2 separate regions of the Homo sapiens genome follow, and region 2 is linked to region 1. The links are chromatin loops, found by intact Hi-C in ENCODE. Cell type or tissue: HCT116. All regions are shown on one strand.

Region 1 (8,000 bases):
GTAGAAAATAACAGATGGGTATAAAAGTCCCACGTACATTACTTCTTGAAGAATATAGGAAAACACATGTATTTTTTACACACTACTTCAATGGCTTTTGTCAAAACCAACCTGCTTTTAACTTAAATAGTCAAAAATATTTTCATCTTTCTTCAAATTTTACTCTATCATCTGTTAAAACTAACTTTAAATCTTGGATCCAAACACCTATCCAGGCAATATTGGTCACAACATATGTTGATTATTTTAAAGTCTTATGACTGATTTACTGACAACACTCTTACCAGGAATTCTGAAAAATGAGTAAATTCTTCAAAATGAGTTGTATTAGTTCTCACACTGCTAATAAAGACACACCCAAGACTGAGTAATTTATAAAGAAAAAGAGTTTTAATGATAAAGAGGATATCACCACGGATCCCACAGAAATACAAACTACCATCAGAGAATACTATAAACACCTCTACACAAATAAACTAGAAAATCTAGAAGAGATGGATAAATTCCTGGACACATACACTCCCAAAACTAAACCAGGAAGAAGTCGAGTCCCTAAATAGACCAATAACAAGTTCTGAAATTGAGGTAGTAATTAATAGCCTACCAACCAAAAAAAGCCCATGACCACAGCCAAATTCTACCAGAGGCACAAAGAGGAGACAATACCATTCCTTCTGAAACTATTCCAAACAATTGAAAAGAAGGGACTCCTCCCTAACTCATTTTATGAGGTCAGCGTCATCCTGATATCAAAACCTGGCAGAGACACACACACACACACACACAAAGAAAACTTCAGACCAATATCCCTGATGAACACTGATGCAAAAATCCTCAATAAAACACTGACAAACCAAATCCAGCAGCACATCAAAAAACTTATCCACCATGATCAAGCCGGCTTCATCCCTGGGATGCAAGGCTGGTTCAACATACACAAATCAATAAATGTAATCCATCACATAAAAAGAACCGAAGACAAAAACCACATGATTATCTCAATAGATGCAGAAAAGGCCTTTGATAAACTTCAACATCCCTTCATGTTAAAAACCCTCAATAAACTAGGTATTGATGGAACATATCTCAAAATAATAAGAGCTATGTATGACAAACCCACAGCCAATATCACATTGAATGGGCAAAAGCAGGAAGCTTTCCCTGTGAAAACCAGTACAAAACAAGGATGCCCTCTCTCACCACTCCTATTCAACATAGTGTTGGAAGTTCTGCCCAGGGCAATCAGGCAAGAGAAAAAAAGAAAGTGTACTCAGATAAGAAGAGAGGAAGTCAGGCCGGGCACGTTGGCCCATGCCTGTAATCTCAGCACTTTGGGAGGCCGTGGCAGGAGGATCACGAGGTCAGGAGTTCAAGAACAGCCTGACAAGATGGTGAAACCCTGTCTCTACCTAAAATACAAAAAAATTAGCCAGCCATGGTGGCAGGCACCTGTAATCCCAGCTACTCAAGAGTCTGAGGCAGAGAATTGCTTGAACCCAGGAGGCGGAGATTGCAGTGAGCCGAGATCACGCCACTGCACTCCAGCCTGGGCAACAGAGTGAGACTCCATCTCAAAAAAAAAAGAAAGATGAAATCAAATTGTCTCTGTTTGCAGACAACATTATTTTATATTTAGAAAACCCCATCATCTCAGCCCAAAAACTCCTTAAGCTGATAAGCAACTTCAGCAAAGCCTCAGGATACAAAATCAATGTCCAAAACTCACAAGCATTTCTTTACACCAACAATAAGCAAGCAGAGAGCCAAATTATGAATGAACTCCCATTCACGATTGCTATAAAGAGAATAAAATACCAAGGAATACAGCTACAAGGGATGTGAAGGACCTCTTCAAGGTCCTCTCTTATTTCCAAACCACTGCTCAAGGAAATAAGAGAGGACACAAATGGAAAAAATTCTATCCTCACGGATAGGAAGAATCAATATTGTGAAAATGGCCATACTGCCCGAAGTAATTTATAGATTCAATGCTATTCCCATCAAACTACCATTGACATTCTTCACAGAATTAGAAAAACCTACTTTAGGCCAGGCGCGGTAGCTCACGCCTGTAATCCCAGCACTTTGGGAGGCCGAGGCAGGCAGATAACCTGAAGTCGGGAGTTCCAGACCAGCCTGACCAACATGGAGAAACCCAATCTCTACTAAAAATACAAAATTAGCCAGGCATGGTGGCACATGCCTGTAATCCCAGTAACTCGGGAGGCTGAGGCAGGAGAATTGCTTGAACCCAGGAGGTGGAGGTTGAGGTGAGCCAAGATCGCACCACTGCACCACTCTAGCTTGGGCAACAAGGGCGAAACTCCGTCTCAAAAAAACAAAAAACAAACAAAAAAAAAAAACTACTTTAAATTTCATATGGAATCAAAGAAGATCCTGTATACCCAAGACAATCCTAAGCAAAAAGAACAAAGCTAGAGGCATCACGCTACCTGCCTTCAAAGTATACAAGGCTACAGTAACCAAAACAGCATGGTACTCATCCCAAAACAGACATATAGACCAATGGAACAGAACAGAGGCCTCAGAAATAACACCACACATCTCCAACCATCTGATCTTCGACAAACTTGATAAAAACAAGCAATGGGGAAAGGATTCCCTACTCAATAAATGGTGCTGGGAAAACTGGTTAGCCATATGCAGAAAACTGAAACTGGACCCCTTCCTTATACCTTATACAAAAATTAACTCAAGATGGATTAAAGACTTAAATGTAAAACCCAAAACCATAAAAACCCTAGAAGAAAACCTAGGCAATGCCATTCAGGACATAGGCATGGGCAAAGACTTCATGACTAAAATGCTGAAAGCAATTGCAACAAAAGCCAAAATTGACAAACGGTTTCTAATTAAACTGAAGAGCTTCTGCAGAGCAAAAGAAACTATCATCAGAGTGAACAGGCAACCTACAGAATGGGAGAAAATTTTTGCAATCTACCCATCTGACAAAGATCTAATAGTCAGAATTTATAAGGAACTTCAACAAATTTACAAGAAAAAAATCAAACAACCCCATCAAAAAGTGGGCAAAGGATATGAACAGACACTTCTCAAAAGAAGACATTTACACAGCCAACAAACATATGAAAGAAAGCTCAACATCACTGATCATTAGAGAAATGCAAATCAAAACCACAATGAAATAACAATCTCACGCCAGTCAGCATGGTGATTATTAAAAAGTCAAGAAACAGATGCTGGCGAGGCTGTGGAGAAACAGGAATGCTTTTACACTGTTGGTGGGAATGTAAATTAGTTCAACCATTGTGGAAGACAGTACAGTGATTCCTCAAGGATCTAGAACCAGAAATACCATTTGACTCAGCAATCTCATTACTGAGTATATACCCAAAGGAATATAAATCATTCTACTATGAAAACACATGCACATGTATGTTTATTGCAGCACTATTTACAATAGCAAAGTCATGGAACCAACCCAAATGCCCATCAATGATGGACTGAATAAAGAAAATGTGGTCCATATACACGATGGAATACTATGCAGCCATAAAAAGGAATAAGATCATGTCATTTGCAGGAGCTTGGAAGAAGCTAGAAGTCATCATCCTCAGCAAACTAACACAGGAACAGAAATCCAAACACCACATATTCTCACTCGTAACTGGGAATTGAGCAATGAGAGCACATGGACACAGGTAGGAGAACAACACACACCAGGGCCCGTTGCGGGATGGGGAAAAAGAAGAGGGAACTTAAAGGATGGGTCCATAGGTGCAGCAAACCACCATGGCACACGTATACCTATGTGACAAACCTGCACTTTCTGCACATATATCCCGGAACTTAAAGTAAAATAAAATAGATAAATAAATAAATAAAATTAGATTAAATTTTAAAAAAGAAGAGGTTTAATGGACTCACAGTTCCACATGGCTGGGGAGGCCTCACAATCATGGTGGAAGCCAAAGGAGGAGCAAAGGCATGTCTTATATGGTGGCAGGCAAGAGAGTAGGTGCAGGGAAACTGCCCTTTATAAAACCAGCAGATCACATGAGACTTACTCACTGTCACAAGAACAGCACGGGAAAACCCCACCCCCATGACTCAATTACCTCTCACCAGGTCCCCCCCCACGACACTTGGGGATCCAGCAGACACCACCACCACTTCATCCCACTTCAAATGTGGTCTCCCATGCTCGAGAAGCAGTACTCACCTTCTGGTCTGCAAAGCGCCATCCTGGCATAATTTGCCTTGGCATTTGTCTTTTAACGAGTATTTTAAACGATCTTTTAAACGAATATAATATCTTTGGAAGCCCTTATTTGCATGTATTAGTTATGATATACCTAATAAACATTCCACCACTCTAATTTACCAATCTTTACCAGTTATAAAAGCAGAAACTATAATCATGTCTTTCAAAATAAGCCTTGGGCTGTTTTGTAGCAGTGAAATCGATAGTTGTACTTAACCTAAAGAACCTGTGAGAATCCCACTGCAGTGTTGAAATTTAACAATTAAGCAATACTATCCCTGGCTTTCATCATTGAATTTCACAAAATATGTTATTTGCTGGGAAAACAGTTGAATCGGCCTGATGACGTGAATAATCTCAGGCCTGACAAGGATATAGCTGTATTATAATTCCTTAGTGTCCTTAAATGTAAGCTACTTTTGCAATTAATACTAAATCTAACCTCGCTTTTTCCGTAATTTCTATAATTTCATCTGAACGTAGTAACAGGTTAGCAGGGGGCCACCAGCCTGGGCGCTCTCGGTGTTATACTGTCCTCTCGTGGTAAATATGGAGAACTGCAGCCTGACGGCTTTTTCCTCTTTCAGTTTCCTGTTCCATTATTTTGCCGTGCTATACATATCCTTGTAAACTGCCTTAAATTCTTTCTAGGACACAGCAAAATCTAAAATAAATAGATAAACAAATGTATAAGATGAGAACTGTTGACTAGGAGCTTAAAACATGGGTTGGAAAACCCATCTGCTTGGGTTCAAATCCCAGCTCTTAAAGCCCAGCACAGTGGCACGCACCTGTAGTCCCAGCTTCTTGGAAGGTTGAGGCAGAAGAATGGCTCAGGTTCAGGGGAAAAATAAAAAATGAAAATTCCAGCTCTGCCACTTAATCAGCTGTGAGAACCTGGGTTATCTACTGGGGTGGAGATAGTCTCTCTCTATGCCTAGCTCCTCATCTGTAGAATGAAGATAACAATAGCCTGCATTGCATAGTGCTGATATACCTCCATGGCAAGCACTAGGAACAGAACTACTACTCCTTCTCAAAAACAAACAAAAAACAAAAAACCAAAGTGAGAGCTTTATCACCTAAAAGGTCAATTACAGCTTATTCTTAAATACAGTGGAACAGAAGTTCTCTGGGACCTACAGACCACTTCCCCACTGTGTCCAAATTGGACACAGAGTGCAGAAAACTGAAACTGCAACCCAGCTGAGCTGTGATTGTGTCTTTTTTCACTGGAAGAAGTAAATCATAGAATGTTAGTGTTGTACATTGGACTTTGGAGCACATTCCGTTTGGCCTCCTCATTTTACAGTTGAGGAGTTTGAGGCCCAGAGAAGTGATAACTCAGTTCTCCCGATGCATTTCCATGATGCGATCACTGCTTCATGCTCTGAGTCCTTGTAAACACAGGAATTTCCAGGAAGAGGAAAGGGCAAAGCTGTGATCAACCAGCCATAGTTTTCCCAGCCCTAGTTTTCCCCATGCAGCTGCAGAAGTCACCGTGGAATGACCCACGAGCAAGGCCACAGGCACAGACACTTCGGGAGCTGACAGGAATAGATCTTTAGAGACAGGAAGGCTTTCCTACCCAACCCCACCATCAATTTTTTAAAAGCAAGCATTTCCCACAAGGTAAATATAAGAACTAGTCTGGTCAAAGGATAACAAGGCAGTAGGTACTGGAAATTCCGGACAATTTGTACTACTCAAGCTAACTGCAATGCAAGACAGGCTCTGGAACTTAAGGCAAAGCTATTATGTCCGGCTCTGCCACAATTTTAGAATCCGCGTCCCCTGTAGTGGACTGTGATGCACCACCATGTTCTGTCCTCAACAGAGGTTGTCCTCTGACAACCCTCTCTGAAAACTGCCCTCAGCTCAAGAAGGTTGCTTTGTTCAAGGTCAAGCCCCCCAGTACTTAGTCAACGAGAAAGTGTAGAGACTCAGCACTCCCAGAGTGATGGGGGACCACTCCAGAGCCCCTGGGGTTCTGCTGAGGCCCTGCTGAGATTGCATCACAGCCCAGCTGCCCCCTCACCTGAGTATTATCCTGAGGACACGCCCAGAGAGATGTCCTGCACATTCATCTCTACTCAGAGCCTGCTTGCCAGAGAAACCAAATCAACAGCCCTTTTCTGATATAAAATCTCACACGTCACTCTTCTTGACCTGTTCGGGTTTTGTGGGGTTTTTTGTTTGTTTTTGTTTGGTTGGTTGGTTTTTTTGAGGGGAAGAGGATCAATTTAAAATAAATCCATTGTATACTTAGCCTCTCCAATCTGAGAAGAGAGTGTGCTTTATATCTGGCAAAACCTGTTTAAAATGCTGTTTCCCGATTGCTACCACCTAAATTATCCTCCGTGTAAATGGCTGTTTCTCCCCAAACCTAATTCCAATGGATGGAACGTTTCTGTTCCCCCAAAATTCACACGTTGAAATCCTAACTCCCAAGGTGATCGTATTTAGGAGGTGAGGCTTTTGGGAGATGATTAGGTCAAGAGGGCGGAGTCCTCGTGATTGCGATTAGTGCCCTTGTAAAAAACCCCAGAGAGCTCTCTCACCCCTTCAGCTACGTGAAGACACAGCAAGAAGATGGCTAGGCCTTCTATGAACCAGGAAGCAGGCCCACCCCCAGACACCAAATCTGCCAGCACCTTGATCTTGGGCTTCCCAGCCTCCAGAACTGTGAGAAATAAATTTCTGTTGTTTATAAGCCCCTCTGTTTACGGTATTTTGTTATAGGAACCTTAATGGACTGTTGGAAATTTTTATTTAGATTTCATAATTAAAACACAAATACATAGTCATTATAAAAGTATGACCTTTTGATCCGCCATCCCCAGGGGGCCCATGCCACTGTTTCCAATCTGGGTCCTCTCCAGATTTTGATACACACTCCTAGGTAGTCACGTCTCCCCTCCCTGCTTTGAAAACCACTACCATCTGCATATCAACCAGTCAAGATTTTGAACATTAACTTCTTGCAGTCTATATTATAAAACCCTTTTTAAAATTTTTCCAAATATAAAATACTATTAGAATGTTTTGTGAAACATCCTTGCTCAAACACCTTAGTTTGAGGGCACTAACTAACACCCAGTTTGGAGGGAAATGAAACCCACTCAAAGGCATTTGAGGAAGTGGGAGAAGGGACTTCTCCAGGGCAAGCAAGAGAAGTGTTTCAGAGTCAGGAAAGGAAGCTATTAACGTAACTTGCAAGAGAAAGCTGCAGCATTTACAGTAATTTCATCGAATTTTAAAGTAATCAAATCTGAATTTTATAACATTTGGCATGAGGTCATTTATGTATAGGCTCATGAGGAAGGCCTAAACTGAATCCCCAATCCTCAAGAATTCTAAAGTGAACACAACAGTTACCGGGAGCCCAAAATTAGGCCACTGCAGATTTTAGGGCATATGGTCATGTCCTCCCAGATACCAGGAGTTATACTTCGAAACACAGGGAAGCATAAAGTCAACTCAATTCTAATGCATCACTGGTGTTGAAATGTGCTTTGGGAAGGCAGGAAATCCATTCTAACGAAGAGCAAAAAAGCCCACCAAAAAGCCAACTTGGGGTTTGTCAAGAAATGATATACTTCACTTGGCAGAGGATAGTATCTTCCAAAGATTCCTGCTGGTTGTTGAAGGATTGTTGATTACACATTTTTGAACAAGGAAACTAGAACACTGAAAATGCAAGCCTACCTACTTGGGAAATAAAAAAAGTTATTTCAAGAGAAAACAAACTCTT
Region 2 (8,000 bases), 460 kb before region 1:
ACACACGGCTGTTGGCTAGTAGAATTCCAGTGGTATTTTATGTTTTTAACAGTTTTGAAAAGCATGTTTTTTATATGAAGCATCTTTTCCACCCTGTTTCCTCCACATCTCAAATGTCCTTGTCCAATTAAATGCAAGCTGTCATAATAAAGAAAAACAGTTTGAAATCTTTAAGATTCCCAGTCAAAAGAGAGACTCATAATTATATATAAGTGAATGCAGAATCTATTCTAATGGAAAGATTTGGAGATTTCATACACACATGCACATACATATCTATGTATACACATACAAATCAATATATATTCCAGTACATGTAGTACATATTAGAGAATACGAACATATATGCATATGCATGCTTTAGTTTGTATGTGTATATGTGTATATATATGTATATTTGTGTACATCTATTTGTATATCTGTATCTATATATCTTCAACTAAGAGGAAAAAAGCCAAGCCAAAGATAATCAACTTCCATATAGCGCCATGCTACCAATAACTTTTTTTCAAATACTATTTCTAGAAGGCAATTTGTCAGTACCTATTAAATATGAAAATGTGTACCTCTTCTGGCCTAACAATTCACTGTTCAGGAATTTAATCTAAAGAAATACTTTAAAAAATGTGTAAAGATATATGTATATATTTAATATTAATTGCAGTATGTTGTTTTCTAAAAAATAAAATGAAACATATCTGTCATTATTTAAATAGGTTTTAGTTTATTCATTAAATGCAAAGAGTGAGATTAGGATGTATGGGCACCAAAGCATATCCATGAAATATTGGGTGAAAAAAGGAAGTTTTAGATTAAAATATAGAAGATAAACCATAAAAATACATGCATTTTGATGTAAAGGTTTTCTTAGGAGCATAATTACTTTAAATATATATATATTTAAAACACAAAGAGATGGTGCTATCATCAAGATCAGAAGACAAAAAAACTTAAGTCAGTGGATTTTAGTTTCCATTTCCAGAGTTAAAGTCATATACATGCTGTACTCTATTTCTCTGTATGTATGTTTTTTTCTCTCTCTTTTCTAAAGGAGAGAAAATATAGATCTTTTTGCATTGTGGAGTTTGGGAAACGGTTAAGTCTCTGAGTACTTCTGAGCATTTTAATCTGTTGATCTCACCAAAGGTCATCAATTAATGCTTTTTATTTATAAATAACTTCTGTTCTTTGTTTTTGAGCTCAAAATTTAAGAATAAAATCAAACTTTTTTGAGGAGGTTGGGATTCAAAGTGTTAAGGACTTTTACTAAGTAAATGATTATTTGTTTCTTTTTCCATTTTAAGTGAGTTTCCATTTATAGGTGAATTACTTCCTTATGCAAGCCAGCTTTTAAAGCAACTATTTAAACGAAAATAGATAAATAAAATTTTTGAATTTTTTTTCCAGAAAGAAAAGAGGAAACATGAATGGAGTTATACTGTGTGCCAGCCTTTGTCCTAGTGACTTAAAAATGGTATAACATTTAATGTTCATGAATGCCTATTGAGCTGGAATCATTTCTTAGATCTTTCCGAGGAGACACAGGGTCCATGAAGCACAGGGTCACTTTGCCACACATTCATTTTTTTAATTTTAATTAATTAATTAATTAATTAATTAATTAATTAATTTTGAGGCAGAGTTTCACTCTGTTGCCCAGGCTGGAGTGCAGCGGTGTGATCTCGGCTCACTGAAACCTCTACCTCCCAGGTTCAAGCGATTCTCCTGCCCCAGCCTCCTGAGCAGCTGGGACTACAGGCACCTGGCACCACACTCAGGTAAACATTCAGACATAGAACTCATTACTCTTTTCTGTAACATGGAACATAAAATATTCTATGGTTTTATGTAGGCTATTAGTGGAATTATTTTTCTTAAGCCTATGTTGGCTAAACCCGATCACTTATCTTGGGCAAGTCCTGTTGGTAATGTACTAACACAGAAAGTGCAGCTATTTAGAACATCTAAAATGATAACTTATGAAACTGTATTGCTCTAAAAAAGAAGAGGATAATTTAAAATGTATACCTTGAACATTTTTCTCTTGAAGACTATTATTAGACATTTAATCTTAGATGCTAGGAGATTAGAGCTTTCTATATCTTTTTGCCAAATCTATATCTGTCAAAATCTGACTTTAGGCATATACCATTAACATAAATTGATATTTTTGGACAAAGCTTACATTATAACAGATCTTTCTAATACTAAGTAAGCCTCCAGATATTTTGCTGTTTAGTTTGGATCTTACATTTGTTCTGTAGTTGGATAAATACATACCTGAAATTTAGCAAGGAGTATGTAAACACTTGATAATATTATTAGTGTGATATGAATAATAGCATTGCTCCTTCTGTAAGAACTAAATGCCCACATTTATCAGAGTTACTACCTAATATTAGAGCTAGAATCACCTAAAGAGATTAAACAACAGGAGAAAAAAACCCTGCTCTCAAGGATTTCACAGTTTGGTGGGAGAAAACCTTTTCCATTAAAACAGCACCCTACTTCAGTGCCTAGTATATGCTAGGTGTTATTGGGGTTACCTTCAAATTTGCTCATTTGGTCTTCATAATAACCTGCCTTTGGAGGGGGATTTTCCTCCCCCAAGAATGTGCTTGCTTTTTGGTCCTTTGGAAACTCCTATTCATCCTTCAGAATTTGTTGAGATAGCTTCTTTATGAATTCTTTTGGCCAGGTGCTGTGACTCGCTCCTGTAATCTCAGCTACTGGGGAGGCTGAGATGGGACGATCATTTGAGCCCAGGCATTTGAGACCAGCCTGAGCCACATAGCAAGACCCTGCCTCTAAAAAAGTAAAATAAAATAAATGAATTCTACCTTGGCCTGCCTCCTCTCAGCTGTCCCCTATAGGATTAATCTTCCCATCTCTTAATGATTTCTGCATATATTTCTATAACAGAAATCACCTTGAGCTGAAATTTCATGGTTATCTCTCTGTGACACAACAGTGAGATCCTTTGAGGAAGAGGATTTTGTCCTATTTTGCTCATTCAAGTCAACCCCAACACTGTTCTACTGGATGATCCATTCAAATCTTGAAAGGCGAACGTCTCCCCCTCACGGACAGTACCGGAATTCAACAAGTGAAAGTTCAATTTTATTCTAGGAAGCTTCTCTAGTGAGGCAGATTTGCCAGTGTCTGTATCTTTGTCAATCTTCACGGCAATCTTCTGAAGTCATCCCTTTGCTTTCTTGCATCCTCCACTAGACAGTTGGGTGAGAGATGACTCTTATTTGATTCTCTCTCTATCTAAATAGTAACTGAAGCCTGTGGACAGTCTATAAGTGTTTACCAAAATAAATCCTCCTTACCCTACTCCATTTTTTAAAAATCAACTTTATTTAGGCATAATCTACATACAATAAAATCCACACATTTCACACGCACCGGTTGATGACTCAATAAATATATACTTCTGTACATTCATTACTCAAATCAAAATATAAAATACTTCCATTTCCCCAGGAAATTCCCTCATGCCCTTTTGTAGTTAATCTCCCCCATTCAGCTGCCACTCCAGAGATGAGAATCTCCTTTTGTTGCAGTAGTATAGTTTTGCCTATTCTACATATTCATGAAAAATTGAATCTCATGATATGTACTCTTTTGTGTCTGGCTTCTTTTATTCAATTCGATGTCTGTGAGGTTCATCTATGTTTTGCAAAAGGAAGTAATGTATTCTTTTTTACTGCTGAATAGTATTTTACTGTCTGAATATATGACAGTTTCTTTAACCATTCACCCATTAATGACATTTGAATTGTACCCAGCTTGGCTACTATGAACAAAGATGCCATGAGTATTCATGTACAAGTTGTTGTTTTTTGTTTGTGTTTGTGTTTGTTTTTGTTTTGTTTTGTTTTGTTTTTTTAGATGGAGTTTCTCTCTTTGTTGCCCAAGCTGGAGTGCAGTGGCATGATCTCGGATCTTGGCTCACTACAACCTCTGCCTCCCGGGTTCAAGTGATTCTCCTGTATCAGCTTCCCAAGTAGCTGGGATTACAGGTGCCTACCACCACGCCTGGCTAATTTTTGTATTTTTAGTAGAGATGGGGTTTCACCATGTCAGCCAGGGTGGTCTCTAACTCCTAACCTCAGGTGATCCACCTGCCTTGGCCTCCCAAAGTGCTGGGATTACAGGCGTGAGCCACTGCACCTGACCTCATGTACAAGTTTTTTAAAAATGGATATTTGTAACTTTTCTCTTGGGCAAATACCTGCCAGTTAGTAACTTAATATGGTAACTATATGTTTAATTTTATATGAATATGAAACTGCAACGTGTTTTAAACATATCTGCAGTATTTTACACTCCCATCAGCAATGTAGAAGTTTCAGAAGCTCACTGTCAGTCCTTTTTCCCACTGCTGATAAAGACATACCTGAGACTGGGAAGAAAAAGAGGTTTAATTGGACTTACAGTTACACATGGCTGGGGAGGCCTCAGAGTCATGGCGGGAGGTGAAAGGTGCTTCTTACATGATGGTGGCAAGAGAAAATGAGGAAGATGCAAAAGCAGAAACCCCTGATAAACCCATCAGATCTCATGAGACTTATTCACTACCATGAGGACAGCATGGGGGAAGCCGCCCACATGATTCAAATTATCTCCCACCTGGTCCTTCCCACAACACATGGGAATTATGGGAGTATAATTCAAAATGAGATTTGGGTGGGGACACAGAGCCAAACCATATCATTCCACCCCTGGCCCCTCCAAATCTCTTATTGTCACATTTTGAAACCAATTATACCTTCCCAACAGTCCCTCAAAGTCTAAACTCAATTCAGCAGTAACCCAAAAGTCCACAGTCCAAAGCCTCGTCTGGGACAAGGCAAGTCCCTTCCACCTATGAGCCTGTAACATCAAAAGCAAGCTAGTTACTTCCTAGATACAATGGGGGTACAGGTAATGGGTAAATACAGCCATCCTAAATGGTAGAAATTGGCCAAAACAAAGGGATTACAGGCTCCATGCAAGTCCAAAATCCAGCAGGGCAGTCAAATTCTAAAGCTCCAAAATGATATCCTTTGATTCCATGTCTCACATCCAAGTCACGCTGATGCAAGAGGTAGATTCCCATAGTCTTGGGAATCTCCACCCCTGAAGCTTTGCAGAGTATAACGCCCCTCCTGGCTGCTTTCATGTGCTGGCATTGAGTGTCTGCAGCTTTTCCAGGCACATGGCACAAGCTGTTGGTGGATCTACGATTCTGGGGTCTGGAGGACAGTGGCCCTCTTCTCACAGCTCCACTAGACAGTACCCCAGTAGGGAATCTGTGTAGGGGCTCTGATCCCACATTTCCCTCCAACATTGCCCTAGCAGAGTTCTCCATGAGGGCCCTACTCTTGCAGCAAACTTTTGCCTGGGCATCCAGGTGTTTCCATACATCTTCTGAAATCTAGGTGGAGTTTCCCAAACCTCAATTCTTGACTTCTGTGCACTCGCAGGCACAGTACCACGTAGAAGCTGCCAAGGCTTGGGGCTTGCACCCTCTGAAACCATGGGCCAAGCTGTACCTTGGTCTCTTTTAGCAATGGCTGGAGTAGCTGGGACACATGGCACCAAGTCCCTAGGCTGCACACCACATGAGGACCCTGGGCCTGGTCCATGAAACCATTTTTTCCTCCTAGGCTTCCAGGTCTGTGATGGGAGGGGCTGCCATGAAGACCTATGACATGCCCTGGAGACATTTTCTCCATTGTCTTGGTGATTAACATCCTTGTTACTTATGTAAATTTCTGCAGCCAGCTTGAATTTCTCCTCAAAAAATTGGTCTTTTTCTTTTCTTTTCTGCTCCATTGTCAGGCTGCAAATTTTCCAAACTTTTGTGCTCTGTTTTAAAATGGAATGCTTTTATCAGCACCCAAGTCACCTCTTGAATGCTTTGCTGCTTAGAAATTTCTTCTGCCAGATACCCTAAATCATCTCTCTCAAGTTCAAAGTTCCACAAATCTCTAGGGCAGGGGCAAAATACTAAGAGTCTCTTTGTAAAACATAACAAGAGTTACCTTTCCTCCAATTCCCAACAAGTTCCTCATCTCCATCTGAGACCACCTCAGCCTGGACCTTATCATTAATATCACTATCAGCATTTCTGTTAAAGCCATTCAATAAATCTCTAGGAGGTTCCAAGCTTTCCCACATTTTCCTGTTTTCTTATGAGCCCTCCAAACTGTTCCAAACTCTGCCTGTTACCCAGTTCCAAAGTTGCTTCCACATTTTCAGATATCTTTTCAGCAACACTCCACTCTACTGTTACCAATTTACTGTATTAATCCATTTTCACACTGCTGATAAAGATATACATAAGACTGGGAAGAAAAAGGGGTTTAATTGAACTTACAATTCCACATGGCTGGGGAGGCCTCAGAGTCATGGCGGAAGGTGAAAGGCACTTCTTACGTGGTGGCGGCAAAAGAAAATGAGGAAGATGCAAAAGCAGAAACCCCTGATAAACCCATCAGATCTCGTATGACTTATTCACTACCATGAGAACAGTATGGGGAAATGGCCCCCATGATTCAACTATCTCCCACTGGGTCCCTCCCACAACCCATGAGAATTATGGGAGTACAATTCAAGATGAGATTTGGGTGGGGACATAGGGCCAAACCATATCATTCACTAAAAGTTTGGTATTATTAGGCTTTCTAATTTTAACCATTCTAGTGGGAGTATAGTGGTATCTCATTGTGGTTTTTAGTTTTCCCTAATATCTAATGATGTTGAGCATCTTTTTATGTATTACTAGCCATTTATGTATATTCTTTTGTCTATTTTAAAATTGGGTTGTCTTATTATTGAGTTGTAATAGTTCTTTATTTATTCATCGTATATATGTGTCTTTAATCATATATATGTGTTCCAATATTTTCTCTTTTATTTCATACATGTGTTTTATCATATACATGTATTCCAATGTTTTCTCCTAGTCAACAGCTGGCTTTTTATTTTTTGACAGTGTCTTTGAAGACCAGAAAGTTTTTATTTTAAAAAAGTTCAATTTTTCCTTTATGATTAGTATTGTTTGTGTCTTATCTAAAAAAAAACTCTGCATATATCAAGATTAAAAGATTTTTTTTGTTTTCCTCTAGAAGTGTTATAGTTTTAGCTTTAATAATCAGGTTTATTATTACATTTTAAATTAATTGTTTTGCATGGTGTTAGATAAGCATTATGTTTTATTTTTCTTCTTCTTCTTTTTTTTTTTTTTTGAGATGGAGTCTCACTTTGTCACCCAGGCTGGAGTGCAGTGGCGCAATCTCAGCTCATTGCAAGCTCCGCCTCCCAGGTTCATGCCATTCTCCTGCCTCCCAGGTTTACACCATTCTCCTGCCTCAGCCTCCCACCATTCTCCTGCCTCAGCCTCCCAAGCAGTTGGGACTACAGGCACCTGCCACCATGCCCGGCTACTTTTTTTTTTCTTGTATTTTTGGCAGAGATGGGGTTTCACCATGCTAGCAAGAATGGGCTCGATCTCTTGACCTTGTGATCCACCTGCCTCAGCCTCCATTACAGGCATGAGCCACTGCGCCTGACCTTATTATTCTTCTTATACAAATATCCAGTTGCTTCAATATCATTTATTGAAAGAAGTATCCTTTCCTTATGAGATTGCATTGCTGCCCATGCAAATTATCAATTGGCCATTATGTGTGAGTCTACTTCAGGACTTTCTATTCCATTGATCTATGTGCTTATATTTAACTTTACCACACTGTGTTGATTAATGTACTTTTTTACTACACATTGAAACTGCCAACTTTGTTTTCTTTTTCAAAATTATTTCTCTGTTCTGGTCCTTCACATTTCCAAGTAAATTTTTGAATTATTATGTCAATTTTTACAAAAGTCTTCTGGAAATTTGACCAGAATTAAGTTAAATTTGTAGATCAACCTAGGGAGAATAAACATCTTAACAATATCAGGTCTTCTAATCCATGAACAAGGTAGACCTCTCTCAATTTACTTAT

The links. Peaks named below come from ENCODE experiments on the same cell type or tissue, not always from the same donor. Only the 100,000 strongest peaks of a DNase experiment are listed, where the experiment ranks them.
Region 2: a loop joins it to region 1, with 2.5 times the contacts of the local background. A loop is called at or near these places in 3 of 110 quality-filtered maps.

What each region holds. Positions count from the first base shown.
Region 1 is chr6:136,221,629-136,229,628 of GRCh38, forward strand. No RefSeq gene overlaps it. Among named protein-coding and RNA genes, the nearest start is that of MTFR2, 25 kb to the right of the region's middle. In HCT116, a CTCF peak has its summit at 4,790 (motif pointing left); DNase peaks (open chromatin) are centred at 4,581 and 4,743; H3K4me3 peaks cover 423 bases.
Region 2 is chr6:135,756,936-135,764,935 of GRCh38, forward strand. No RefSeq gene overlaps it. Among named protein-coding and RNA genes, the nearest start is that of PDE7B, 91 kb to the right of the region's middle. In HCT116, a CTCF peak has its summit at 3,079; a DNase peak (open chromatin) is centred at 3,066.